Linked DNA regions of Homo sapiens: region 1 is linked to region 2. A link is a loop called in an ENCODE intact Hi-C map of the cell type or tissue named here. Cell type or tissue: heart left ventricle. All regions are shown on one strand. Each heading gives the region's core, and the rest is flanking DNA. Links, peaks and the distances in the headings are about the cores only.

The links. Hi-C counts contacts between places; a loop is a spot of excess contacts. Peaks named below come from ENCODE experiments on the same cell type or tissue, not always from the same donor. Only the 100,000 strongest peaks of a DNase experiment are listed, where the experiment ranks them.
Region 1: it touches region 2 in a loop (3-fold over the local background); 23 of 110 quality-filtered maps call a loop at or near these places.

What each region holds. Positions count from the first base shown.
Region 1 is chr6:1,429,450-1,444,620 of GRCh38, reverse strand. No RefSeq gene overlaps it. Among named protein-coding and RNA genes, the nearest start is that of MIR6720, 47 kb to the right of the region's middle. RefSeq lists enhancers at 6,350-7,314, 10,192-10,862. In heart left ventricle, for the core only: a CTCF peak has its summit at 7,758 (motif pointing right); no DNase peak of the experiment used is centred there; H3K27me3 peaks cover 5,005 bases.
Region 2 is chr6:789,807-804,977 of GRCh38, reverse strand. No RefSeq gene overlaps it. Among named protein-coding and RNA genes, the nearest start is that of EXOC2, 100 kb to the right of the region's middle. In heart left ventricle, for the core only: a CTCF peak has its summit at 7,285 (motif pointing left); no DNase peak of the experiment used is centred there; H3K27me3 peaks cover 6,635 bases.

The sequences.
Region 1 (15,171 bases), core at 4,092-12,091, 640 kb before region 2:
AGACTGAGTCTTGCTCTGTCGCCCAGGCTGGAGGCATGATCTAGGCTCACTGCAACCTCCATCTCCCAGGTTCAGGTGATTCTCCTGCCTCAGCCTCCATAGTAGCTGGGATTACAGGCATGTGCAACCACTCCCAGCTAATTTTTGTATTTTTGGTAGAGACGGGGTTTCACCGTGTTGGCCAGGCTGGTCTCGAACTCCTGACCTCAAGTGATCTGCCTGCTTCGGCCTGCCAAAGTGCTGGGGAAAATGACTTTGTAACACAATAAAATAAGCATGTTGAAAACTAAATTGGTAAAAATATTTGCAACTCACATACTAAAATATAAATTTCCTTATTAAACAAAGAACTCAAAAGTAAAAAAATAAAAATCCAAATTTGGAAAGACCATGAATTGACAATTTATAAATTAATCGATAAACACCTCATGAATGATTGAAGAAACAATAGAAACAGCAGTTAGCTTTGTTTGTGTTATCAGATTGATCAAAAGCAAAGGAACTGGTAAAGTCTACTAGCAGCAGGATTTAGGAAATGGTAACTCTCATGAGCAATTAGTAGCAGTATAAAGTTGCACAGCCTTTGGGGAGGGCACTATGCATGCTTTGTTTCCCCTAAGAAAATAATAATATAATTGAAAAAATATAGACACTTAAGGATACTTGTTTGTAGTGGCAAAACTTTTTGCTGTAAGTTTTGTGAGCCTTGAAAACTCTAGTGCTCTCTGGGACCTCCAGGTGGGGACTATAATACACAGAAGCTTCTCAAAATTATTGACCAGAGGAACCCTCAATGGGTCACCCATAGGTCATAAAGAGGGGACTGGAAGAATAGTCACTAAAATGTTAATGAAGGCCACGTCTGAGGTGGTGAGATTTTTATTGTTTGTTCTCTTCTGTATTGCTTGAATTCTTTAAGCAATGAACATTTATAATTTTGATAAAGAATAATCAATTTGTTTTCAAAAGGAAGAAAAAGGATCCCATCTATAAAAGGAGAGTAACCTGAAACCTCACTGCAAAGCAAACCCTTCCATAAGTCAGAATGATGTAAAGACAAGAGCCTGGTGTATATAGTAGACACTCAAAATCTTCGAGTGAAACAAAGATCAAGGGGTTCAGAGTTAAAAGATAAACTTTTGTCTGGGCACAGGGGCTGCAGCACTTTGGGAGGCCAAAGTGAGAGAATCACTTGAGCCCAGGAGTTTGAGACCAACCTGGAGAACAACGTGAGAGCCTGTCTCTACAAAAACACACAAAAATTAGCTGGGCATGGTGGTGCATGCCTGTAGTTCCAGCCACTTGGGAGGCTGAGGCGGGAGGACCACTTGAGACCAGGAGGTCCAGGCTGCAGTGAGCCAAGATTGTGCCACTGCACTCCAGCCTGGGCAACAGAGCAAGACCTTGTCTCAAAAACAAATAAATAAATCAAGACAAAGTTTCGAGCCCTCGCTGTTGCTTATACGCTTTAGCACTGGACACATTATTTAACCTCCCTAAGCCTCAGTTTTCTCATCTGTAAAATGGAGATAATGGTATCTATCTTGCTTCACTCACCATAAGTGGCTGTTAAAATGAGCATCAGTATAAAATTACTTTGCTTAAATCCTTGAAATAATTCTAGGAATGGTTACCTTGGGCACCCTGAAGAATCTGAGGCTCAGAGAGAATAACTTTCTCCTCAGTCACATGGACACTAAGTGATGAAACCGACATATAAATTGAACAGACAGAACTAAGCCTCCTCCGAGAGTTACGTGCACCTATGCATACATACATTTTAGAGCTCTGCTACTCAAACTGTGTTCTGCTGACCAGTAGAATCAGAACCACTTGAGAAACACAGTTTCTAGGGCCTGACCTAATGAAACTGATTGTGTACCTTTAGAAGATCCCCAAGTGATTCTGTTACCGAAACGCCAGGGGTGTGGTCCAGGTCTTATTGCTTGTTGCTCAGAAAGCCATTCACTGAGATGAGTTTTGCCAGGGAAGAAGGCTTTAACTGGGTGCTGCAGCTGAGGAGATGGGAGATCTGTCTCAAACCTGTCTCCTTGCTTGACTAAAATTGGGGAGTTTATATAGCGAGGAAGGAGTGTAAAACAGAATTAGGGAGGGGTGAGGAAATGATATGGTTTGCTGTGTTGCCACCCAAATCTCATCTTGAATTGTAGTTCCCATCATCCCTATGTGTTATTGGAGGGATCTGGTAGGAGGTAATTGAGTCATGGGGGCAGTTACCCCAGTGCTGCTGTTCTCATGGTAGTGAGTGAGTCCTCACGATCTCTGATGGTTTTATGAGGGACTTTTCCCTTTTGCTCATTCTTCTCCTTCCTGCCACCATGTGACGAAGGACGTGTTGGCTCCGCCTTCTGCCTGAGGCCTCCCCAGCCATGCTGAACTGTAAGCCAATGAAATCTCTTTCCTTTACAAGTGACCCAGTGTCGAGCATGTCCTTATAGCAGTGTGAGAACAGATTAATACAGGAAGCAATCATGAATGAGCGGACTGGCATCTTCTCTGGATGTGGTGATCTGATGAGTTTCAGCTCCTTTCCTGAGGAAGCAACTCAGATGAGACAAATGTAAGTTTCAAGTTTTAAGATCAGGAGGGTCAATTTCTATGTTTATTCAAAAAATTGTCCCAATTCTATGGGACAGTTGGGCTGGTTTTAATTTGTGTGCACGTCCAAGTGTGAGAGGCATGGTTTTATGGGACATGGTCTAATCTCCAGTACAGTCAGGGCTTCTGCATCTATGGATTCCACCAACTGCAGATTGAAAATTTTCAGAAAATAAATTCTGCAAAGTTCCAAAACCAAAGTTTGAATTTGCTGCGCATTGAGTACTACATTGAATCTACGTGACTGAAGTGACGTGTAGGCATTGTATTAAGTATTGTAAGTAACCCAGAGAGGAGTTAAAGTCCACGGTTCTATGCAAATGCCATGCCATTGTCTATCAGCAACTGGAGGATTCACAGGTTTTGGCATCTGCTGGGGTCCTGAAACCAACCTCCCTGTGGGTAGCAAGGGAAAACTATACATATACATCTCTGTGATAACGAATAGGACTTTTCCATCATTGGTAAGAGCCAGGGTCCTGAAACCAACCTCCCTGTGGATAGCAAGGGAAAACTATACATATACATCTCTGTGATAACGAATAGGACTTTTCCATCATTGGTAAGAGCCAGGGTCCTGAAACCAACCTCCCTGTGGATAGCAAGGGAAAACTATACATATACATTTCTGTGATAATGAATAGGACTTTTCCATCATTGGTAAGAGCCAGGGTCCTGAAACCAACCTCCCTGTGGATAGCAAGGGAAAACTATACATATACATCTCTGTGATAACGAATAGGACTTTTCCATCATTGGTAAGATGACTAACTATTAGTTTCTAATCTGAACTGTTGCTACAAATTGTCCTCGGGAAAATGAAGTTATTTAACTTTAACTTAGCATTTCCCAAATGCTCCTTTTCCACAACAGCAATTAACATAAATGAACAGAAGTAAAGAATTAACTCCGCAGAACACACTTTGAGGAAGATCCATCTACATAACATGTGGGACCCAGTGTGTCAAACAAAAATGTAAGGCCCTTTGTTCAAAAACTATTGGCCAGTTGCAGTGGCTCACGCCTGTCATCTCAGCACTTTGGGAGGCCAAGGCGGGTGGATCATGAGGTCAGGAGTTCGAGACCAGCCTGGCCAACATGGTGAAACCCCGTCTCTACTAAAAATACAAAAATTAGCCAGGTGTGGTGGCGGGCACCTGTAATCCCAGCTACTTGGGAGACTGAGGCAGGAGAATGGCTTGAGCCAAGGAGATGGAGGTTGCGGTGAGCCGAGATCGCGCCATTGCACTCCAACCTGGGCGACAGAGGAAGACTCCATCTCAAAAATAAAATAAAATAATAGAAATAAAATAAAATTATTAAGCACTTTGAGACAGTAACAGGAGAGCATTAAATGGAATTTGGGGGCGGAGGGCTTCTAAACTTGGGCCTTATGTGACTGAATGGGTGTTGCCCTCCTGAAGCTGGCCCTGCATTGGGGAATGTTTACAATTATAAAGAATTGTGACTGGGAAATCCAAACCAGCAGAACTGTGGGATAGAGCCAGATTGGTCACTTCCAAAGCCTTGCTATATTTTTTACAACTTCACATTCTTGCCAGAGGTTAGAGCCTTGAACTCGTAGTCCAGAGGATGGCGATGTCCATCATCCGCCAGTGTCCCCTTGGGCCCTTTTGTAGTCCTTTCCTCTCACCCCTCCCTGCTCCAGTCCCCTCCTCCAAACTTTCTCTCTCTGAAGATTGGTTCTCATTTTCTAAAATTTCATAAAAGTAGAACCAGGCAGTATGATTCTTTTGGGTCAGGCTTCTTCTGCCCAGCAAATTATTTGAAGATGTGGCTCTGTGGCATGTGGCATGTATTCAATAATTCATTGCTCTTTTTTTTTTTTTTTTTGAGTCTCACTCTGTCACCCAGGTGTAAGTACAATGGTGTGATCTCGGCTCACTGCAACCTCTGCCTCCCGGGTTTAAGTGACTCTCCCGCTTCAGCCTCCCAAGTAGCTGGGATTACAGGCACCCACCATCATGCCCAGACAATTTTTGTAAAGATGAGGTTTTACCATGTTGGCCAAGCTGGTCTTGAACTCCTGACTTCAGGTGATCCACCCTCCTTGGCCTCGAAAAGTGCTGGGATTAGAGGCATGAGCCACCGTGCCCAGCCCAGTTCATTGCTTTTTATTGCTGAGTGGTGTCCCATTGAATGGATGCTACTCAATGCATTTATCCTTGAGATTGTGTTTCCACATCTACCCATTGATGGATATGTAAGTTGTTTCCAGTTTGGAGCTCTTACAAATGAAGCTGCTATGAGCCTTCCTGGGTAAGTCTTTGTGTGGTCACATATTTTCAGTTTTGGAGGGTAAAAAGTTAACAATGGACTGTCTGGGTGGGAAGGTGGGCGTATATTTGAATTTTAAAGAAACTGCCAACTCTTTTCTCGAGTGACGGCAGCATTTCTCATTTCCGTCACAGTGTCTGCGAAGTCCGGTTCCTCCGCCTCCTCGTCAACACTGGCTGTGGCCAGGCTATTTAGTTAGCCATTCTGAAAGGAGGGCGGTGGTCACTTACTGTGGCTTGAATTTGTATTTCTTTTTCTTTTTAATTTTATTTTTCATTGAGATAAAATATACACATAAAATTTATCATCTTTACCATTTTTAATTGTACAGCTCGGTGGTAATAATTCCATTTTAACTTGTATTTCTCTAGTGACCAAAGCTGTTGAACATCTTTTCAGTGTATATCTTTGGTCCATTTTTAAAAAATTGGGTTTTTAAAAAAATGATGAATGAGTTTGGAGAACACTTTATATATGCTGCAAGCAAGTCCTTTATCAGATACTCAATTCTCTGTGGATGAAGATTCCATCACAGGCCAGGTGCAGTGGATGCAGGAGTGAAGAAAACCAGCAAAAGTGCGTGCCTGGAGGGAACTTACTGGAATAAGAGGACGGGGTACATGTGGCGGGAAAGGTAAAGGTGGAGGGGTTAGGGGATCAGGCAGACGCTGCACACCAGAGGGCTGGGTACATGCAGGGTAAAGGCTGGGTGGGGGGAGCAGGTGGCTGCTCTGAGGCATGCAGGTGGGAGGCAGGGAGCCTGGCACACGGGGATAAGGGGCCCGGCCAGTGGGAAGTTTGCTGTAGCAGCCCAGGGAGGAGCAGGAGAAGGGAGGGAAGAGGGCAGAGAGGTGACGCCCAGAGGGCTGCAGTAGGGTGCTCCAGGGCAGCTCAGGCTAGTCCCCGTAGGTAAAACCAGGCCCCTAGGGTTCCCCTGAGTGAGACGGGAGGCCCCTGGAGGGGCCGAAGCCGGGACGAGAGGATGTGTAGCCACCGGAGGCTGGGAGACCTGGAGGAGGCTGCAGCCCTGACCCCGGCTTGGCCAGGGTGGTGGGCGTGCTGGAGAAGCATGTTTGGACAGAGGTCTGTTCTGATGGATCAGAGGTGGTGTGTGAGAGAAGGAGGTCACAGTGGAGCTCAGGGCTTTGGATCAGGGCCAGTGAGGGCTCGGGGTCGTGGTGCTCTGCGGGGTTGTGGGAGGATCAGGCTTTTGCATGGAAGATCAGGAGTTTAATTCTGGACGTGCTTCATCTAGGGTAATCTATGGGACAGGAACAGAGGTGCCAGGTAGGCAGGTGATTAAGGCGTTGGGGGAGAGCAACACGTTTGGGAGTGATTAGCATAGCGACTGTTTTGAAAGGCAGGAGCTGGGTGGGATGAGAGGAGAGAGGCTTGGTGCGCTCTAGTGCTTATTGATTAATGAGAGGAAACAGCAGGGGAGACCTGAGGGACGAGGAGCAAGCGAGGAGAGGTGAGTCCTGGAGGCCAGAAAGGAGGGGTCTCTAGGAGGGAGTTGCCGAGAGCCTGCATCAGGTGCCCTGAGAAATCAAAGGAGCTGAGGACTCAGAATGGAAAGGGGCGGAGGTGGGGTGGGGGTGGGGGTGGGGTGGGGGGACTGCCTTTTTATTTAGATGGGAGAAGTTGCCAGAATGTGTGTGTGTGTGTGTGTTGATGGGAATGGAGACCCGAAGGGCAGCCCCGGTGTGAGGCACCCAGCACGGCCCGAGCTCTGACACTGGCAGCCCCTGGGCTCTGAGATTCTTTCCAACCTGTGCTCATTTTTCCAGGCCCAAGACACCGTGCCAGAGACAGCACGAGAAACAATGAAGTCCTTCAGAGGCACAAACTCCCTGCCCAACTGAGATCACTGCCTCTCTCCACCTGCAGCCCCCACATGCGCGGTCCTAGACACCCAGGCCCACACTGCACCTAATGTCCTCACTTTCCCCCCGGGGATAGTTCTTACAATTTAAGGGGAAGATGGTTCTGGGGCCGGTGCAGACTGCGGGCTGCGTCTCCACCTGTTGCCCTGCAGCTTGCCGTGTGGCCAGGCCAGAGTGGATGCTCCAGAGCCTTTGCTGAGTGAATCCAAGACTTGCTTTAAAAACAGACTTTCTTCATTTAAGCTCTGATTTGGACAAATACATCCAAGAAACAGCACACTATCAAAACGAATTTCCACACAGCAATGTAAAAACACAGCACAGAAAAATGACAACAGCCTGAGGCCAGAACAAAGACTCCTAGAAACATCTTCATACAACTTAAAATTGGGAGGCTGGGTGCGGTGGCTCATGCCTGTAATCCTAGCACTTTGGGAGGCTGAGATGGAAGGATCTCTTGAGGCCAGGAGTTTGAGATCAGCCTGGTCAACATAGTGAGATCCACCCCATCTCTTAAAAAAACAATTTTAAATTAGGAAATAAGAGAAGTCGAACTTGCCATTTAATGGTGATGAGCATGGAGGGGATACTTTTCCTCGCAGACTGTTTCATTTTCTGGCTGTGATAAAGCCAACACTTGCTTTTTCTGATCACCAGGACGGGGGTGCTCTTGCAGTGCCCACGTCAGGGGGAGTTTTTGGTGTGAGACAGCGTCCAGACTCTTCACTGAAATTCAAGTGCTGAAAGGACTTTCTAAGCCTCAGAGGGAAGTGGAGATGAGATGAGAATCTGACTTTTGCCCCAGTATTTGGCTTGCAAAGATGGAATGTTCCTTTGTGGACTCTGAGAATGCTGTATTAATGTGGAGGTAGAGCTGTTAGGGCCAACGCTAAGAGCTCCCAGTAGAGGGACAGGCTCGCTTTAGAGAAACTCTGTGTCATATGAGTTTTGTCCATGAGATGGCGGTGTCGTATCATAAAAGAAACCTTCCCTTTTAACTATTGCTCTGAAAAACCCGGTAACAACTTTTTAAAAAAAGGCATCTTGCTCCCCCATATCCTGCCTCCCTTGTCTTCTAACCTGGAGTTTTGAGAGGCTCCTGGCTTTCTTCCAACGTTTACATTACACACGTTCTCTTGAATCTAGGTGTCTGCAAAGTATGTGTTCCCTACCATTAGGGCAATGCCTTCTCTGCTGCTGTTTTGTGTCTGAGGCTAATCTTGTCTATCTGCCCTCATGAACATAATTCTGGAGAGCGGGGGGCGGGCAGAGGCTCTGCTGTGGCGTCTAGAGCTGCAGACTTCTCTGCACCCTCCGGGCCCACTGGCGGAGGTGCCCAGATGCCATCAGAGTGAGTCTTTTAGTCCCAGCACCCCTCCAGGAGCTAAGGGGGACCTCTCCTTCCCCTCTCGGGAACAGGTCCACCCTGCAACCACAGATTGCTTTTTTCTTTATTTTTTATTGTGGCCACATAACATAAAATTTGGCATTTTAACCATTTTGAAGTGTGCAGTTTAGTGGCATTAAGTACATTCACACTCTTGTGCAACCATCACCACTACCCATCTCCAAAACTCTTTTCATTTTGTAAATAAATCTCTGCACTGATTAAAGACTAGCTCCCATTCCCCCTCTCCCCAGCCCCTGGCAATCCTTATTCTACTCTCCATCTCCATGAACCTGACTCCTCTGGATACCTCGTATGAGTGGAACCACACAGTATTTATCTGTTCTGAGACCGACTTGCTTTACTGAGCATGATGTTCTCAAGGTTCATCCATGCCGTTGCACGTCTCAGGATTTCCTTCCTTTCTAAAGTTGACTCACACTGCATTGTATGGATGGACGGCCTCTTGTTTGTCCAGTCATCTGCTGATGGACGCCAGGCTGGTTGCACTCCTTGACATTGTAAATAACACTCTTATAAACATGGGAGGCAAATATCTATCCAAGACCCTGCTGTGAATTCTTTTGTGGATGTCCCAGATGGAATTGCTAGGTCAGATGATAATTCTAGGTTACATTTTTTTTTTTTTGAGACAAGGTCTCACTCTGTCGCCCAGGCTGGAGTGCAGTAGTGTGATCTCGGCTCACTGCAACCTCCACCTTCCCAGCTCAAGCAATTCTCCTGCCTTAGCCTCACAAGCAGATGGGATTACAGGTGCATGCCACCACACCCAGCTAGTTTTGTATTTTTAGTAGAGATGGGGTTTCGCCATGTTGGACAGGCTGGTCTCCAACTCCTGACCTCAGGTGATCCGCCCGCTTCAGCCTCCCAAAGTGCTGGGATTACAGGCGTGAGCCACCATGGCCGGCCTCTAGGTTACCTTTTTTGAGTAATCACTGTATAGTTTTCCGCGGCAGCTGCCCAGGGGTTCCAGTTTCTCCACATCCTCACCATCACTGTTCAGTGCATCCTTTTAAGCATTGCTAGGCACATACACCCAGGCTAACATGGAAGAAGAGCTTCCCAGCAGCTTCTTACAGTTCCTGTTGATGTGTATTAATAGGATACCTGCCTTATATTTCCCAGACATTTGGAACATTATCCCTATTAATCAACTCTCCTTCCACTTCCCTCTTTACAACATGGTCATTTTAAATAAAACTACACCAAACTCCTTGTCAGGGAAGCATTATAGAGTTATTTAGTTTCATCTTTGAAAGAAGATGAGGCATAGGAAAGGAGTAACTTTCAAATGTTAACTTATTGATTCTCTAAGCAAAATGGTGAGGTGAGTTTCATAGTCCCAGGTTTTCAGATGAGGAGAAGGAAGTCCAGAGAGGTTAGTGCTCATGTGGGCAGGAGCAGGGGTGTGAATGAATCACAGAAGATTGGCATAGATAATGGTTCATCTATATTATCAGAAAAGCCAGGCTCTGAATTTTAAGTTTTGGGTTTTTTCCCCCTCATTATAAGAATTCTACGGGGCTGGGTGTGGTGGCTCATACCTGTAATCGTAGTGCTTTGGGAGGCTGAGGCAGGAGAATCGCTTCAGGACAGGAGTTCGAGACCAGTGTAGGCAAGATATTGAGACCCCCGATTTCTACATAAAAAAAAAAATTGCTGGGGGGAGGAGCCAAGATGGCCGAATAGGAACAGCTCCGGTCTACAGCTCCCAGCGTGAGCAACGCAGAAGATGGGTGATTTCTGCATTTCCATCTGAGGTACCAGGTTCATCTCACTAGGGAGTGCCAGACAGTGGGTGCAGGTCAGTGGGTGCACGCACCGTGCGCGAGCCGAAGCAGGGCGAGGCATTGCCTCACTTGGGAAGCGCAAGGGGTCAGGGAGTTCCCTTTCCTGGTCAAAGAAAGGGGTGAAAGACGGCACCTGGAAAATCAGGTCACTCCCACCCGAATACTGTGCTTTTCCGACGGGCTTAAAAAACGGCGCACCAGGAGATTATATCCCGCACATGGCTCGGAGGGTCCTGCGCCCACGGAGTCTTGCTGATTGCTAGCACAGCAGTCTGAGATCAAACTGCAAGGCGGCAGCGAGGCTGGGGGAGGGGCACCCGCCATTGCCCAGGCTTGCTTAGGTAAACAAAGCAGCCGGGAAGCTCGAACTGGGTGGAGCCCACCACAGCTCAAGGAGGCCTGCCTGCCTCTGTAGGCTCCACCTCTGGGGGCAGGTCACAGACAAACAAAAAGACAGCAGTAACCTATGCAGACTTAAATGTCCCTGTCTGACAGCTTTGAAGAGAGCAGTGGTTCTCCCAGCACGCAGCTGGAGATCTGAGAACTGGCAGACTGCCTCCTCAAGTGGATCCCTGACCCCTGACCCCCGAGCAGCCTAACTGGGAGGCACCCCCCAGTAGGGACAGACTGACACTTCACATGGCCGGGTACTCCTCTGAGACAAAACTTCCAGAGGAACGATCAGACAGCAGCATTCGCGGTTCACGAAAAACTGCTGTTCTACAAACACCGCTGCTGATACCCAGGCAAACAGGGTCTGTAGTGGACCTCTAGCAAACTCCAACAGACCCGCAGCTGAGGGTCCTGTCTGTTAGAAGGAAAAGTAACAAACAGAAAGGACATCCACACCAAAAACCCATCTGTACATCACCATCATCAAAGACCAAAAGTAGATAAAACCACAAAGATGGGGAAAAAACAGAGCAGAAAAGCTGGAAACTCTAAAAAGCAGAGCATCTCTCCTCCTCCAAAGGAACGCAGTTCCTCACCAGCAATGGAACAAAGCTGGACGGAGAATGACTTTGACGAGTTGAGAGAAGAAGGCTTCAGACGATCAAACTACGAGCTACAGGAGGAAATTCAAACCAAAGGCAAAGAAGTTAAAAACTTTGAAAAAAATTTAGACGAATGTATAACTAGAATAACCAATGCAGAGAAGTGCTTAAAGGAGCTGATGGAGCTGAAAGTCAAGGCTCGAGAACTACGTGAAGAATGCAGAAGCCTCAGGAGCCGATGCGATCAACTGGAAGAAAGGGTATCAGTGATGGAAAATGAAATGAAGCAAGAAGGGAAGTTTAGAGAAAAAAGAATAAAAAGAAATGAACAAAGCCTCCAAGAAATATGGGACTATGTGAAAAGACCAAATCTACGTCTGATTGGTGTACCTGAAAGTGACGGGGAGAATGGAACCAAGTTGGAAAACACTCTGCAGGATATAATCCAGGAGAACTTCCCCAACCTAGCAAGGCAAGCCAACATTCAAATTCAGGAAATACAGAGAATGCCACAAAGATACTCCTCAAAAAGAGCAACTCCAAGACACATAATTGTCAGATTCACCAAAGTTGAAATGAAGGAAAAAATGTTAAGGGCAGCCAGAGAGAAAGGTCGGGTTACCCACAAAGGGAAGCCCATCAGACTAACAGCGGATCTCTTGGCAGAAACTCTACAAGCCAGAAGAGAGTGGGGGCCAATATTCAACATTCTTAAAGAAAAGAATTTTCAACCCAGAATTTCATATCCAGCCAAACTAAGCTTCGTAAGTGAAGGAGAAATAAAATACTTTACAGACAAGCAAATGCTGAGAGATTTTGTCACCACCAGGCCTGCCCTAAAAGAGCTCCTGAAGGAAGCACTAAACATGGAAAGGAACAACCGGTACCAGCCGCTGCAAAATCATGCCAAAATGTAAAGACCATCGAGACTAGGAAGAAACTGCATCAGCTAACGAGCAAAATAACCAGCTAACATCATAATGACAGGATCAAATGCACACATAACAATATTAACTTTAAATGTAAATGGACTAAATGCTGCAATTAAAAGACACAGACTGGCAAATTGGATAAAGAGTCAAGACCCATCAGTGTGCTGTATTCAGGAAACCCATCTCACATGCAGAGACACACATAGGCTCAAAATAAAAGGATGGAGGAAGATCTACCAAGCAAATGGAAAACAAAAAAAGGCAGGGGTTGCAATCCTAGTCTCTGATAAAACAGACTTTAAACCAACAAAGATCAAAAGAGACAAAGAAGGCCATTACATAATGGTAAAGGGATCAATTCAACAAGAGGAGCTAACTATCCTAAATATATATGCACCCAATACAGGAGCACCCAGATTCATAAAGCAAGTCCTGAGTGACCTACAAAGAGACTTAGACTCCCACACATTAATAATGGGAGACTTTAACACCCCACTGTCAACATTAGACAGATCAACAAGACAGAAAGTCAACAAGGATACCCAGGAATTGAACTCAGCTCTGCACCAAGTGGACCTAATAGACATCTACAGAACTCTCCACCCCAAATCAACAGAATATACATTTTTTTCAGCACCACACCACGCCTATTCCAAAATTGACCACATAGTTGGAAGTAAAGCTCTCCTCAGCAAATGTAAAAGAACAGAAATTATAGCAAACTATCTCTCAGACCACAGTGCAATCAAACTAGAACTCAGGATTAAGAAACTCACTCAAAACCGCTCAACTACATGGAAACTGAACAACCTGCTCCTGAATGACTACTGGGTACATAACGAAATGAAGGCAGAAATAAAGATGTTCTTTGAAACCAATGAGAACAAAGACACAACATACCAGAATCTCTGGGACACATTCAAAGCAGTGTGTAGAGGGAAATTTATGGCACTAAATGCCCACAAGAGAAAGCAGGAAAGATCCAAAATTGACACCCTAAAATCACAATTAAAAGAACTAGAAAAGCAAGAGAAAACACATTCAAAAGCTAGCAGAAGGCAAGAGATAACTAAAATCAGAGCAGAACTGAAGGAAATAGAGACCCAAGAAACCCTTCAAAAAATTAATGAATCCAGGAGCTGGTTTTTTGAAAGGATCAACAAAATTGATAGACCGCTAACAAGACTAATAAAGAAAAAAAGAGAGAAGAATCAAATAGACGCAATAAAAACTGATAAAGGGGATATCACCACCGATCCCACAGAAATAGAAACTACCATCAGAGATTACTACAAACACCTCTACGCAAATAAACTAGAAAATCTAGAAGAAATGGATAAATTCCTCGACACATACACTCTCCCAAGACTAAACCAGGAAGAAGTTGAATCTCTGAATAGACCAATAACAGGATCTGAAATTGTGGCAATAATCAATAGCTTACCAACCAAAAAGAGTCCAGGACCAGATGGATTCACAGCCGAATTCTACCAGAGGTACAAGGAGGAACTGGCACCATTCCTTCTGAAACTATTCCAATCAATAGAAAAAGAGGGAATCCTCCCTAACTCATTTTATGAGGCCAGCATCATCCTGATACCAAAGCTGGGCAGAGACACAACCAAAAAAGAGAATTTTAGACCAATATCCTTGATGAACACTGATGCAAAAATCCTCAATAAAATACTGGCAAACCGAATCCAGCAGCACCTCAAAAACCTTATCCACCATGATCAAATGGGCTTCATCCTGGGATGCAAGGCTGGTTCAACATACTCAAATCAATAAATGTAATCCAGCATATAAACAGAACCAAAGACAAAAACCACGTGATTATCTCAATAGATGCAGAAAAGGCCTTTGACAAAATTCAACAACCCTTCATGCTAAAAACTCTCAATAAATTAGGTATTGATGGGATGTATCTCAAAATAATAAGAGCTATCTATGACAAACCCACAGCCAATATCATACTGAATGGGCCCAAACTGGAAGCATTCCCTTTGAAAACTGGCACAAGACAGGGATGCCCTCTCTCACCACTCCTATTCAACATAGTGTTGGAAGTTCTGGCCAGGGCAATTAGGCTGGAGAAGGAAATAAAGGGTATTCAATTAGGAAAAGAGGAAGTCAAATTGTCCCTGTTTGCAGCCGACATGACTGTATATCTAGAAAACCCCATTGTCTCAGCCCAAAATCTCCTTAAGCTGATAAGCAACTTCAGCAAAGTCTCAGGATACAAAATCAATGTACAAAAATCACAAGCATTCTTATACACCAATAGCAGACAGAAAGCCAAATCATGAGTGAACTCCCATTCACAATTGCTTCAAAGAGAATAAAATACCTAGGAATCCACCTTACAAGGGACGTGAAGGACCTCTTCAAGGAGAACTACAAACCACTGCTCAATGAAATAAAAGAGGATACAAAGAAATGGAAGAACATTCCATGATCATGGGTAGGAAGAATCAATATCATGAAAATGGCCATACTGCCCAAGGTAATTTATAGATTCAATGCCATCCCCATCAAGCTACCAATGACTTTCTTCACAGAATTGGAAAAAACTACTTTAAAGTTTATATGGAACCAAAAAAGAGCCCGCATCGCCAAGTCAATCCTAAGCCAAAAGAACAAAGTCGGAGGCATCACGCTACCTGACTTCAAACTATACTACAAGGCTACAGTAACCAAAACAGCATGGTACTGGTACCAAAACAGAGATATAGACCAATGGAACAGAACAGAGCCCTCAGAAATAATGCCGCATATCTACAACTATCTGATCTTTGACAAACCTGAGAAAAACAAGCAATGGGGAAAGGATTCCCTATTTAATAAATGGTGCTGGGAAAACTGGCTAGCCATATGTAAAAAGCTGAAACTGGATCCCTTCCTTACACCTTACACAAAAATCAATTCAAGATGGATTAAAGACTTAAATGTTAGACCTAAAACCATAAAAACCCTAGAAGAAAACCTAGGCATTACCATTCAGGACATAGGCATGGGCAAGGACTTCATGTCTAAAACACCAAAAGCAATGGCAACAAAAGCCAAAATTGACAAATGGGATCTAATTAAACTAAAGAGCTTCTGCACAGCAAAAGAAACTACCATCAGAGTGAACAGGCAACCCACAAAATGGGAGAAAATTTTCGCAACCTACTCATCTGACAAAGGGCTAATATCCCGAATCTACAATGAACTCCAACAAATTTACAAGAAAAAAACAAACAACCC
Region 2 (15,171 bases), core at 2,539-10,538:
CCTTCTCCAAGCCAACTTCTCCTAGAGCTCAGTGGCAGGACTGGGTCAATGCCCAGCCATGGCTGGCAAAGAGAAACCAAGTTGCCAGGATAGAGCAATCATAGCTTATGCCTTGGTGCCAGGCATGCTGCCTTCCCTGTGACGGTTCACTTCTGTTAACAAAGAAGGAGGAAGGCCGGCTGTGGAGTGGACGAACAGTCTCAGCCTCAGGAGACTGACCAGGCCCCAGTACTCCTAGGACTCCTCTCATCTGTCCTGGCATCATGGTGAGCGCCCCTAACCAACCGTCTCGCTGGGTCCCCAAGGATGCCTACACTAAAGTAAGCAAAAAGTTTAGTGAAAATAAAACACAAATTAGAGTTGGCTGAACCTGAGTTGTTTAGTAATTCTTAGCTAGCAGCGCTTCAGCGCCATGCTGCCCAGAAGCTCCACATCTCCAGGCCATGCTCCTCCTTCCCCCGCAGATGGCCGGCCGGAACGCCTGGCACGCAGCGTCCCTTCCAGTGTGTGATGAATATGAAGGCTAAGAATCATGATGGTATGAACCCTGGATCTCATACAAAAATGCCTTGTCTGCGACACACTCACTAAAGGGCACTGAAGCATTTGGTCAGAAACATGGAGGCACTGGTGGCTGTGGCCTACACAATGCCCGGCACTGCAGTCGGCCCCTTCGATGGTATTCTCATGCCTCCAGTGTTTACCCTTCCTGAGCCATCTCACCAGCAGACCCTAAGAACAGCTCACAGAGTGTTTCTCTCACTGGCAACATTAAACTTCCCATGAATTTCTCCAGATTCTGACAGCAACCTTCCTGTTCCAGTGGTGGCCACATCATTGCAGAAGTTAGCTCCATGTTAGAAGCAATGAATGTGGAATACGGACTGTTGAAAACAGAGTTTGTGATGTGTCAGCCTTGAGAAAAACGACACAAAATTAAATGAAAAAAAAAAGGTATGAAGTAAAAGTGATGAAAACAAACATAGCAAAAGAAACTCTCAATTGCTGAACAACACTTGGACATTTTCTGGTGAAGTTGTTTATCTTCAAGAGAAAGTAAAGAATCCTATGATGATTCAGGCAGCAGTTGGCCTCGTGCAAGGGAGAAGATTCAGGTTGACTCTGCTTTTTCCATGTCTACAGTCAGAGCCAGAAGACAATGAGGAGAAAGCTGTGCTGTGGCGCGGCGGGACACGGCATAGAGTTCACCGAGGGTCGACCCAAGCCTAAGGTGCTGTCTAACTACAGCTACGGGAGTGAAGGCAAGTGCTGCAAGACCTCGACTTGGAAGAAAGAGTCATGTCACTAGCTAAGATTGGAAGCTGAAAATAAGCCATGTGAAAGTGTAGAGTTGACCTAATTTCTCCATATTTCAAACTGGTTCTGTTGAATTATCAATAAACAGGGTCGAGAGGAAAGAAAGAAAGAGAGAGTGAGAGAGAGAAAGAGAGAGAAAAAGAAAGAAAGAAAGAGAAAGAAAGAAAGAAGAAAGAAAGAGAGAAGTAGAAGAAAAAGAAGGACGGAAGAAGTTGGTCCATATCTACAGGAATGGAAGGACAACAATAAGAGATAGGTGTCAGATAGATAGATAGATAGATAGATAGATAGATAATAGATGATGGATGGATAGATACATAGATAATATATAGAAGATGGATGGATAGATGATAGATAAATGGATAGAAGATGAATGGTCAGGTGATGGATATGTAGATACACAGGTGCACAGATGATGGAAGATGAATGGGTAGATGACAGATGGATAGATAGATAATGGATAGATAGGTGGATAGATATGAAATTGTAAGTGGAAAAGGCAAAGTGCAGGGCGATAGACATAGCATGATGTCATTTCTGTAAAGACAAAATTAGACTTTCTATGTGCACGGAAATGAGTCTGGAACAATATACAACAAATGGTTTCAAACTGCTAATGGTTGCTTCCTCTAGAAATTGGAATTAGGCCAGTATGCAAAACATGTTCACATTTATCTTTATATGCTTATACCTTCATGTGTATTTGAACTTTTTCAGCCTAAAGTTCCAAAAGTTACGTACCCTCCTGTAACAGCATATGATGATACTGGTCCGCGTAAGGCTTGTCTCTCACTTCATGGATGTATGGACACGTGATTGCCTTCTGTGTCCATCTGTCATCCCATTCCCTATAGCCGACTTTTCTAATGGGTTTAAAATAGATCCGTCCTCGTACTGTTTTTTTTTTTCTTTTTTTTTTAGATAGAGTCTTGCTCTATCGCCAGGCTGGAGTGCAGTAGTGCAATTTCAGCTCACTGCAATCTCTGCTTACTGCAATCTCCACCTCCCAGTTTCAAGCGATTCTCCTGCCTCAACCTCCCGAGCAGCTGGGATTACAGGAGTACCACCACACCCAGCTATTCTTTGTATTTTTAGTATAGATGGGGTTTCACCATGTTGGCCAGGCTGGTCTCGATCTCCTGACCTCATGATCCACCCACCTCGGCCTTCCAAAGTGCTGGGATTATAGGCGTGAGCCACCGCACCCAGCCATGCTGATGTATTTTTAGTTTATGTAAATGGTACTGTGTTACACACTCCATTTCTGCCTTTCAAACTCAGCACCGTGCCTTCCTGCTGTCCACACTGCAATGCCTGCAGCTTGCGGATTACCTCTAACTGCCCATGCGCTCCCTGCATGTTACCCGTCCCCTCACCCAGGAACGGATGTCTGAGTCCCCACTCCCTACCTCCTCAAACAATGTCACCAGAAAAAAAGCCTCACACCTGTTTCTGATGGAGGTAGGTGTGATTTCTTTGGTATAGGAGCCCAGGAGCAGAACTGCTGTGTAAATGAGTACATGCATATTTAATTTAACTAGGCACTGGCAGACATTTCACATTTACAAGAAAATACTAAAAAGAGCATTAATATGTTTTTAAATTAAAGAAAACACTTTAAATTTCTGGCAAAAGAAAAAAGACTTGATTTATGGAAACTTTTAAAAAAAATTAAGCTATCATTCACTCTTTACCACAAAACACTCTTGCCATATACTACAAAAATGAAAATGTTCTCTAGTGAATCACAATTTTAGAAAGAGAATATATTTCTCTTTCTCAGGGCTTCCTGTTTCCTGGTGGGGAAGGTGGTGAGAATTTGAATTCAGGTTACACCCAGTGTGACCCAGGAGAGCTCAGTTTTGGTACCCGGGGCGTTACCTGAGGACGTCGACTGGACCTAGGGGATGAGAGATTTATCCAGGTCATATGCAGTGGTGAAGAGTGCTGAATTAGAACATATTTGGCATCAGTATATGCACAATTGTCTCAAGTTGTTTTATAGTAAAAAAGCTAAATACCAGACCGGCTGGTTCGAAACCAGACACCTGGCAGCTCCAAAAAATTCAATTTTCTTCCTTAAAAAAAAAATCACACCTACAGGTATTGTATGTATGTCAACTTCCAAGTTACATTAGGGCAAGTTGTGGCACAAAGAATTGAAAAATAAAATAGAAAACAGATAATACCGCCCTGGCTGAATGCCACTGTGAGAGGAATCTTATGAAAGATTAGACAGTGTTGAAAATCACAATTGTTTTACAATTTGTAACATAAACATACTGCATAACATCCTGTGAGAAAAAATTATTTCTGTAGTTCTATTTCATGAACTTATTCATAGTTAAACTATTTCTGCTTCTGAATGGTTCCCCTAATCCTGGCTGCAAAATGTCAGTGTGTCTATTCTTTTTGCTGTCTCTGAGCATAGATTCTGTTTCTGCCAACGAGGACACCTCAGGCTGATGCCTAAAGAGGTCAGCTGACTTGCCCCAGTGCCTCAGTGACTTCGTTTTTCCTAAATCCCCTTTTCAATTAGGCTCCACGGATGGAGCTTCTTTGTCTACTTCAGGCTCAAGACAAGCATGTTCCCCTAACTCTCACCACCCGGGCGTGACGGGAGGTAGAATGTGTATGTGTGTACGTGTGTCTGCACACATTGATCTGCCTGTGTACGGTCTACATTTTCTTTCATTCACTCATTCACTCATCAACTCATTCCTTCCATGGTTTAGGCTCCACTCACTTCACAAAACCTGGAAGGCAGAATAAGAAGATGAAAGGATGCGGCCAGGCACGGTGACTCCTGCCTGTAATTCCAGCACTTTGGGAGGCCGAGGTGGGCAGATCACCTGAGCTCAGGAGTTCGAGACCAGCCTGGCCAACATGGTGAAACCCCATCTCTACTAAAAATACAAAAATTAGCCAGGCTTAGTGGTGAGCTCCTGTAATCCCAGCTACTCGGGAGGCTGAGGCAGGAGAATCCCTTGAACCCAGGAGGTGGAGGCTGCGGTAAGCCAAGATCACACCATTGCACTCCAGCCTGGACAACAAGAGCGAGACTCCATCTCAAAAAAAAAAAAAAAAAAAAAAAAAAGACAAAAGGATGCAACCAGCAATTGCCACTCAGCCTACTTCATATCAAAGATGAGCTTTATACAAACACCTATCCAACGAATCAGACACAACTTCAAGTTTCTATTTTGCCACCTCTTCATCATGATGACAGAATTCCAAGTCTCTTTCCTGTATGAACGATTAGGAATCAGAGGTTAGAACTCAAATCTAAGCATATTCTCAATTCTTAACCCATAGAGCATCATAAGCTTTTCACTGCTCAAAGAGTGAATTTTGATTACTTTTTCCTGACAAATGTATCCTGGAATCCCAGGCAGCAAGTGCCTAACGCAGATATGCTTGGAACCCTAAAGTAACAGGATATGTTTAACATGCCATCCTGCTGGCCTTATTATTAAAGGAAGCAGCCTCCTGTGGCCCTGTTCTTTGTACTAAAATGCCTTCACTGTATAGCTCTGGAGATGATGCCTCCTGATCTATGACACCGGACTTCCCGTCTCCAGAGACACTGCTCTCCATGAGCCCACAAATGTGGGTGCTTGGTCTCTAGATGAGACAGATGAGCAGTTTGTAGCCTGGACAGGGAACGAGTGCTGGGTGGTGACCTTCCCTTCCAGCCTAAGCCAACACACCCTGGCTCTTGAGATGTGAACCACTTGTTAAGGGAGTTAAATGGCCTGAGCTCCGGATGGGTGGCCCTGGACAACTAGAGAGGCAACCCTGTGTTGTAAGAGACATCAAGCTGTGACAACATGAAACGAGTTCGCCACTCAAAAGCAGTATAGCAGCCTTTAGTTCCTGGGAAAATGAGACCATGTCCTCCATGCAGAATCAGCATGATAAAAGCACTTGTCTTATTAGGTGGGAAGATGACCAGATAGCCTCAAATTACTTCCCCAGTTCCAGGATTCTACCTACAAATAGAGGATGCCCCACACATTCAAGGAGCTGAAATGTTTAACATCAGAGAAATAAGCCTCAAGAGAGATGGGCAGACATGACCGCTGCAGTCAGACTCTATGAATTAAAGAAAAGCAAACCAACACACATGCAAACACGTGAGCAAGGAAGACTGTTTCCCCAATGCTCTTGCACGTTTTCTACTGTGACACTTTCGGGGGTTTTCAACCCTCTTTTCGCATTTTTGGATACCCATAGTAAGCAATAAGACAGCGAAAAGAAAAGATCAATGCTTCACGGAGCTGAGTTAAAACTAGCAAAGTAAAAAACGTCAAGACAAATTTCACCTACCAGCATGCTGTGAGGGCTAGAGAGTATTGTGGGATTGTACAAGATTTGGGAGAACCAGACAGATGACTTTTTGTTTTGATGTCTTTAAAGTATTTATCTTGAAGAGGAAAAGAAAACAAATGTCTTAGTATGTTACAATTTTTGGCTGTATTAAAGATCCAGCGAAATGAGAGAATTCAAATGTGAACCACAAAAAAATCTTTCTTCATAAAGGGAGAGGTAAAAGAGTAGAAAGTTAATCAATTTGGAATTTTTCTCTCTCTAATTCAAAACACGTTTCTCTAAAAATGTTCCTATGTCTGAAAAATACATATCACTACTTTTCTAAATTTAAAAATGCTGGTTTAAAAAGTAAAGGGGCACAGTTAAGCTATGTATTTATTAAATATATATGAATCTGACTGCTTGCTAGATCATTTATTACATATAAAGTTCCAATTTGGGAAATTCTTATAAGTTTAATTAGGTCTTTTTAATAAAAAACTAATTTTATTAAAACCTTAAAATGTAAGTAATGTTTTATTCAGACTTCCAAATTCAAGTAATTTAGCAAAAGGTTCAAACATCTGCTTCCAAAGCAAGCTTAGCAAAAGTTAGACAAGAAAATTGTTTCTCCATCCTCACTCAGATAACATGTAAATGTACAGAGCTTGCTGGAAATGAACTGGAAGGCTCCTAGGTTTCCAGTAAGTCACAAATAAGCAAACAGCCTGAGAAGAGTCAATGGAATTTGTAGATCTAAAACAGCACCTTAGGGAGAAAGCTCAGCCCCACATTTTACAAACAGGAAAAATGAATGGAGAAAGGTTAAGCACCTGCCCAGCGGCAGCTTGCAGGCCCCTGGCGGAGTCGGGCTCGGAGCCTGGAGCTCCACACCTTCTGAGGGCCGTCCTTTTCCAAGGATCTTCTCCTGGTTGACTGCTGTCCCTTCCAGAGCTCCCAATAAACTGTTTGGGGTAAATTAATCTATCTTTATTTGAAGTGAAGTCATTGACAAAAACGTAAATCATTAAGACATATTGTAATTTATGATCCCCAAACCCATCAACACTCATAGGCAGATAAACCTGGAGATTTCCACATACAGATTTCTAAAGTGCCGTATGTGTGAAGCCATTGTTGAAACAGTTCTAGTGAGATGTCGTTTTTATAATACGCAATTCACTTAAAGCGTTCAATTCAGTGACTTTTAGTATATTGACAGAGTCGTGCATCCATCACCACAATCAATTTCAGAATATTTATTACCCAAAAGAAGCCCTAAGCCCCTCAGCCATCACCTCCATTCAAACCTCCTTTCCACCTAGCCCCCAGCCCTGGGCACCCACTACCCCCATCCCCATCGACTTGCCTCTTCAGGACATTTTGTATAAATGGGAACATACAATATATGTGGCCTTTGTAACTGATCCAAGTCATTTTTTAAAGACCTAAAACAAGCATTTATTCAAATCTATATTCTTTTTTATTTTTCAGTAATCTAGCTGACTTTTCAGTGAGTTCAAACTTCATGTTTCCCAGTTTTGAAGATGTGGTTGTAATGTTGTCCTCGGGAGCGGATAAACGTTTGGCTGTACTGGAAGGTGCTCTCTGAAAAGAAATGAACTGTTCCACAGCCATTGTGTATGCTTTTGTGACCCCTGCTGGCAGGATGTAATAGTGTGCTTTCAAAATCAGTTCCTTGAAATGCTTTTCCTATCTTAAATTTTAAAATAATGAATAGAGCACGTGACTATTAATGGGTATAAAATGTAATTAAAGTTGGTTGCTATGTGTATGTATCCTGTTCTTTTCCTAGAAATTATAAAGCTGCAGGCTGTTCCTAAAGCTGTTGTTAAAACCCTGTCCAAAGTGCTACTTACTTAACACTTTCCATTTTTCACAAGGAAAATGCTTAATCTGATAGCATTTCATCTCAATCCTAACAAAACCATAAAATCTGAAAGCTGTTTTATTACTGTTTAGAAGAATAAAATGCATGAGATGAAGATTTTATTAAAACAATGTGTGAAGGCTACTAAGAGAAAAAAGAAATATAAAAATACAAAACATGTATAAATAACAATAAAGTCCCTCTGAGGCTTAGAGGCTTGTGAAAATTATTTTTAGTACAATTATTTAACATATCTATTGCTCTTTGAGTATTTCTCAATTTTAAAGTGGGTTTAAAATTGAAACTTTGATATTTACTAGTTTTTCCTAATCTTAAATTTCCTATTTTAATTTAAAATAGAGGAGACAGAAAAAGAAAATAAATTCATAAATAGTTTTCTATGCCCTTCATAATACAACAGATTAGTGCTTCCAGTTTTATAAACATTAAAATTATTTCTGCTTTGTTAATAAGATTCCATAATCCTAGAACTAGTGCTTTAAAAAATCTATGCTTAAAATTATCCGTAGAGATTTAACTGTTTTTTAAAACCATTGTCACCAGAAATGGTTTTTATCTTGCAGAAACTTTGAGAACTCTTCAAAAGCGAATGTTTGATTTAACACACATTACTGTTAATTTATTTCCTGGTTAAAAAAAGAAAAAAGAAGAAGAAATAACATTTACAGCAGATACATGAGTTTATTTTATTAGCCCTTCAGTTATTTTACAATTATTTGTATGTTCTGGGTAAGTTTACACAGAGCACCTTGTGCTATTTTATGGAGATTTTAAAACATATTCATGTACCTCCTAAGGCAAAAAAAAAAAGTGTTTAATCAGTTTATGTATACATAAATAAACTTTTTGAGTTAAAGGATTCAAATTGGGTTACCGTACTCATTTTTATGTTTTTAATAAAATGTCAAAGCAGAAATGTATAGATAAGATATGGATAACAAATCATTGCTTTCTGAAATGCAGAGTTTACATGTTTATGTGTGTATGTGGTTATAAACATAGGCAACACACAATGAGGAAAGAAACTTTTCCTTGGATCTGCACGTCAGTAAGGCTTTGGCTTTGAAGGCTGACAAAGAATAACCAGGATCAGAAAGCACATCTAGGAACTTCGAACCTGGAGATCTGATCTGCTGTTAGAAGCAAGAAGGAAGGGATGAGGTAGTCTTCATTCAGCATTGGAGAAGAGAGCAAATCGTTTTCAGGATTATCAGAACTCATGTGGTCTATGGAAAACTGAAATGAAGGAGGACCTATATGGATTATTACTCCCATATTTAGTATGTTTCAATACTCACGATTGCAGGTACCTCTGCAGAATGTACAGATTCACACATCTTAATATTTAAAAAAAATTCTGAGTAAGAGTCCCTCTTCTTTATCATTACCTGGAAGATTAATCCAAGCTTTGCTTCTTAAATAAAACAGCTTTAATTTCTCATATATTTCAAACCTATGTAGACTATTAGCTTCCCTCATTTTTTGTATTTTTTTAAACATTCACTTAATTGTAGGTGACCTTTCTCCTTCTGATATTGGATCCTACTTTTACCTCGTTGAAAAGTCAAAGAGAAACATAAAACATAGGCAAAATGTGTCATAAGCATTTCTTACTTGTTTTTTACAATTTGTAAGCAGTTAGCTCAACCCATTTTTCCTATCCAAAGAAAAGGAATACAAAATTGGAGAATCATTTACTCTCTTGGCCTGGTGAGGCTAAATGATAGTTTCTAGTTGTAAGGGGCTAATGAGAATGGAAGACCTTGTCTTAAAGGAGTTCTACCTTTTCTCAGAAAGTGGCCAATTACCGTTTACGGCCCCAGCACTCTTTGATACTAATCAGTTAATTCAGTCTCCTGGCCCTCAGATATATTGGTGTTTACTCTATTAAGCAGCACACATTTCAATACGGTGAAACACATGTTTGGCTGAAATCGGATCCTTCTGCTCATCAGCTCCCCTATGCAGAGGTTAGGAAGACAAGACAAAAGACTGTTGGCAACAAACACAGCCAAATTAAGAGCAGTTTCCAAGTGCATTTCCTTAAAGCAGTAGGGATGTTAGAAATCGGTAGGGGAGAGTTTTTGGTGAAGCAAGTTTAAAAGAGACAGACTCCGGCGGAACATCTGGCAGCATGTGCCCCCCTTCAAGCCCCCACCCTCCTGCGGCTGGCCAGCCGTGTGCTCCAGCGATAGCCCCAATATAATTTCATTGCAGCAGGAAATCTGGAGCCACATCCTGACACTGACAAGGTAATGAGGCACTGCCAGACGCAGTGAGAGTCTCTTGTATCTGCACTGGGGTTTTATGGTTGCAGCTTCCATTTATTATCAGTCTAGATTTGTTACCTGCTTCTATGTCTTGGACAGGAATCCATCACTAGGAGCATTGAAACAGGGATGCTGAAACAGATGGCAGTCTAAGCATGTCTCCACTCTGGGGGGCTGTGTTCCCAGGGGTAACTGGGGAGATTCCTAACGTGGTCGTGATTAAATCTCCCGTTTTATACAATAGACATTTTTGCATTTTGTACTGAACTGATGAAATATGTGAAGGTGATATTTCATGAAAACCCTCTAAGAATATTTAAAATTTATCTTATATGCACATGAATTTAAAAGCCTTGTATGCCATTACAATCACATATATTAAGAAACCTATTTTTTACTACAAAATGCAAAGTTCGAACCTCAAAGTTTCATTATCTTACTCTTTCCTCTCTATGGCACCAGAGGATTGGGGACTGACAATACTTCAGGCAATAGGTCCAATGCAGGGCTCAGAGACTTCTCCTCCCTGCTGTCCCCTTAACAGATAAATAACATGTGAAGGAAAGGACCTTTGAAAAAGAAAACTCCTTGAGGCTGGTGCAGAGGCTCCCGTGAAGATGTCATCCTCAGGCAGATTAAACCATCATCTCCTAAAATCGGATCTACCCACTTTGAGACTCGCTGGACTTGCAGGGTCATCTCAGCACCGCCCCCAACCCCGTGCCTGTCCAGTGGATCACCCACCCCCAATTGTACACAGTTTCCCAAAGAAAGGAGGGTTATCATAGAGGAACACAAATAAAGCCACCATCCCAAAAACCATTTGGCAACTGCCTGCATTCAGTGGGCATCTAATCAAATCTGCTACTAATTTGTGAAAAAGTCCAGTTATTGGGGCATATAAACCCAGAACCTTATCATTACATTCTGTTTACACACTCCAGGTCATGAATGCACCTCACAAATTCATGCTACATGCGTCCTACACATATAATAAATAATCCTCTAACTATATGAATTGATGTGCACATATATGCAAAAACTGATGCAATTTATTCATTTCAGTTTTGTTAAAAGTCACAAAATAATTTAGAAATACCATTTTTAAAGAAAATAAGCAGCATATGACCAGATGTAAGGGTCCAGAGATATTCTAAAGTAAACTATGGGAGGTAAACATTGAATAAACTCTTTCTATTAAATAAACTAATACATGAACAAAAAATGGAATATGAGTAATGGGCAAAATATTTAAGTAAATGTTACCCATAAAAGGCTTTCAAACTTCGTATTAACTCCTAGATTCTATGATCTACAAATGCCTCATTTTTAAGTGGTAAAACTTACAAATGAAATACAAAAAAAAAAAAATAAGTGAGAAAGAAATTACATCAGTTGCCATTGGTGCCATTTTAACAGCGGAGTTGAAATTGAATGTCATTTATTACACACGTGCTGGCGCTCCTTAAGCCTGTGCGGAGGACTAAAACGCCCCGCAGGGATGCTCCGATCGGGATGTGGTGGTGGGAAAATAAAACCCCTGTTTCCAGCCGTCGACCATCCTGTGGCATGAAACTCCTGGAGCGAATCTTGCTTTTGCGTTTCTATGCACAGCGTTGCCTTGGTTTACATTAGTTCTTTGTCTGCATCTCACAGTCTGTTTATTCTTCCATTTCTCCTCTGAAGCAGAGTTGGGACATTTGCGAGAGCAGAGCGTGGGGTCAGGCACTTGTGCTTGGTTTGGGTCTGGAAGGAGATGCCTGCTGAGGCGCTGGCCTGGGGCTGGGAGCCTTTGGAAGGAGGCAGGATGGAGGAGTCCGACGGCTTCTCAGCTTCTCCTGTTCTTCCCCGGCTTCCTGGTGAGCCTTCTTTATTTGGTGAGAAGTGAAATTTCAGACAGAACTTCAGGCACATATTAAAATGTACGTACAGAAACAAATCCCAAAAAGCCAAATATAAATACGTTTGGGATCATAATTATTTTGGATTGTTACCGTGATTTCTTTTCTTGTCTTGGTTAAGAAATAAAGAGATAATGTGCTGCAATGGATGAAAACAGACAGATTTTCCTCGTAACTTATTTTTCTTTCCAAGAAAATAAAATATCGTAAGTGGGCACATTGTTCAGGAACGCCGCACTTCCTTCCCGAAATGAAAACAAATTACTGTCTCCTCATTGTACCATGACCAAGCCTCTGTCAAGAGCTTTCAGAATGTGTCTTCTCTCCAAAGCCTGTTGGTGAAATCCACACTGTTTCAAATACTACAGTATTTCTGGTGGTTTTGAGTGAGGCTGTGACCATTTCCATGGTAACCCTCAGCCTTTCTGTCACTACCAATTTGCTGAGAGGAACTGAAATGAGCTGAAACTTCCACGTCAGCCCTCAGCGAAAGCAGATCAATGCACCCGCCTGAACCGGAGAATGACAAAGCACGACAAGGGTCGGGAAGAGCTGCATGACCATATTTTTGGCAATCGTGTAGTTGTCAAGGAAATAGTGCAAAACCCGAAGGAAAAGCAGGTCTCATCAGTAGGTCCAATTCAATGGAAGACCTTGAGCAGAAAATGGAGTCAGCGGAATATAGTGCAGTCTTGTGAAGAATTAGGCCAAGACTTTCTGGACCAGGGTGTTGATAGCTCACCTGCGGATTTCCGCCACACACACAATCTACATCTTTTTATGCCGACTTTGTATTCCTCTGTGCATTGTAGCAACAGCTACCAGGTCTTGGCAGCAATTTAGACCAGCCTCTCTGCTAGAGAGGCTGCTTTTCATACAATAACTCTAATTTTTACAATAAGCAAGATGTCATTGTCCCATTTTACAGATGAGACAGTCGCCTTCTCAATTGCACACAATCGTGCCAGTTCTGGCTCACCCCGGCCTGTCTATTGCAGCAACGTTGCATCGTGCAGTGGTGAAATTATAAGCAGTAGCCCAGATCGCTAGCGTAAAGTGGTTTCAAATCCATAGCACACAACCCTAATCAGAGGGTATAACACACCCATGACCGCAAAACCTGTTGTGGGTGAGCAGGAGTCGTTTTTAATGTTGAAGGAATGCTCCCCTTAGACTGTTGTCTGTCAAATGCTTGCACTCTGCTAAATAGTATACACACTCAGGGTGTTGAGAAGAGTAAGTGAGACAATGCAGGTGTCCTCCTGACATCGTGAGGACCCAGAAGAGCCACCCTCTGGCCTGTGAGGGCCTGCTTTAAGGCTACGTTAAGGACAGGAAAGTCAATGAAAAATGCATGAAGACGCACATAGGCTTCTCTTAGAAGACCGGCATGAGGAGCCTCTTCCACGGGCATAGGGACATTCTAGAATTAGCAAGCAGCACAAATTGTTTTTCTTTTTCTTTTTTTTTTTTGAGATGGAGTTTCACTCTTGTTGCCCAGGCTGCTGGAGTGCAGTGGCATGATCTCGGCTCACCAAAACCTCCGCTTCCTGGGTTCAAGAGATTCTCCTACCTCAGCCTCCAGAGTAGCTGGGATTACAGGCATGCGCCACCGCACCTGGCTAATTTTTTGTATTTTTGGTAGAGACGGGGTTTCTCCATGTTGGTCTCCAACTCCCAACCTCAAGTGATCCGCCCGCCTCGGCCTCCTAAAGTGCTGGGATTACAGGTGTGAGCCACTGCGCCCGGCCGCACAAACTCTTTTTCTAGCATTGAGCATTCAGCCACTTTCCACACAAATAACTGTTTTTCAGCCCCCAAGAGCATTTTGCAGGCCATCCATGACATCCAGAAAAGTTTTGCTCTGTTAACCATTTAATCACCTAATACTTGCTTGGAAAAAGATATTTCATATCCAAGAACTTCTTTCTGCTGTTTTATGAAACATTTTCTTTTAGAACTGAGGTTCTGAGAGGTGAAGCCAACTGGACTTCCTGGGTGGAGTGGGGATTTGGAGAACTTTTCTGTCTTACAAGAGGATTGTAAAATGCACCAATCACTCTGTAGCTAGGACTGTAAAATGCACCAATCAGTGTTCTGTAGCTAGCAAGGGGATTGTAAAATGCACCAATCAGCGCTCTGCAAAATGCACCAATCAGCGCTCTGCAAAATGCACCAATCAGCACTCTGTAAAATGCACCAATCAGCAGGAGTCGAAAAGTAGCCAATCACAGGGAGGATTGAAAAAAGGGCACTCTGATAGGATGATAGGACAAAAACGGAACATGGGCAGGGACCAATAAGGGTATAAAAGCTTGCCACCCCCCGGCAGCCAACACCTCGAACTCCCTGGGTTCTCTCCCATACCGTGAAAGCTTTATTCTTTTTGCTTTTCACAATAACTCTCGTTGCTGCTCACGCTTTGGATCCGTGCCATTTTTAAGAGCTGTAACACTCACCGTGAAGGTTTGGGGCTCCGTTGTTGAAGTCACTGAGACCACGAACCCACTGGAAGGAACCAGTTCTATTACCAGGCAGAATAAAACATTTTTTGAATTTTAGTTCCATCTTAAAATGGTTATAAAGTGAATGGTCTTGAAACTGCCTGAATATTAAAATCACTGGCTCTGGTTCAGATTGATTGAAAAAGAGATGAATTGAGGAGGAGATGGAAGAAAAGGGGGCAGATGGAATTAGGTCTTGCTCACTCCTGCCTTAATTGTGTGTCCTGAAAACATGTTCCTTTACTCTCCTGCCCTTGGCTTCCTCATCTGTAAAATGAAGGTGGTTTGCTACGTTGATCCCAATACTTGAATTTCTGAATCCTATGATTCCCAGTGAACATCATCCCAGGCCCAAGTTTGACACCCACGTGGGGCTGCCAGCAGCTCCGGAGGAAACCCTAAGTAGAGCGAGTGAGTGGCAAAATGGGTTGGATCCAAATGCTTGGATCAGATGTGAAGCATCTCCGCGTTTCAGCTGCTCCCAGGCCTCACTCGTCCACTTGACGGATTTTCTTCCAGTAGTCTGCAGAGTTAAAGCGGACAGGACACGAGTGACAGTTTCTAACATAACCATCGGTCTGCGGCACCTTCCGTGAACATTTGGAAGTTGCAAATGCATCAGGGGCTGTTCCCCCTCCACCCTTTTCCCTCTCCAATTAAAATAGGTTAGCAGGGGAAAAATACGAAAAAGACTTTGACTTTACTGACAACGCTTTATTTATTTTATGTAAAGAATGATCTGAAGAAAATATTTTTAACACATTCACATTTGTTAATCTTCAAAGGTGAGCACTTGAGTTTTGGGTTTTATTATTTTCAGTATTTGTATTCTTTAAAAATTTTCCAATAGAAAAGACAGCAATAGTCATACAGGCAGGGTCTCACTCTGTCACCCAGGTGTGATCTCAGCTCACTGCAACCTCCGCCTCCCAGTCTCAAGCAATCCTCCCACCTCA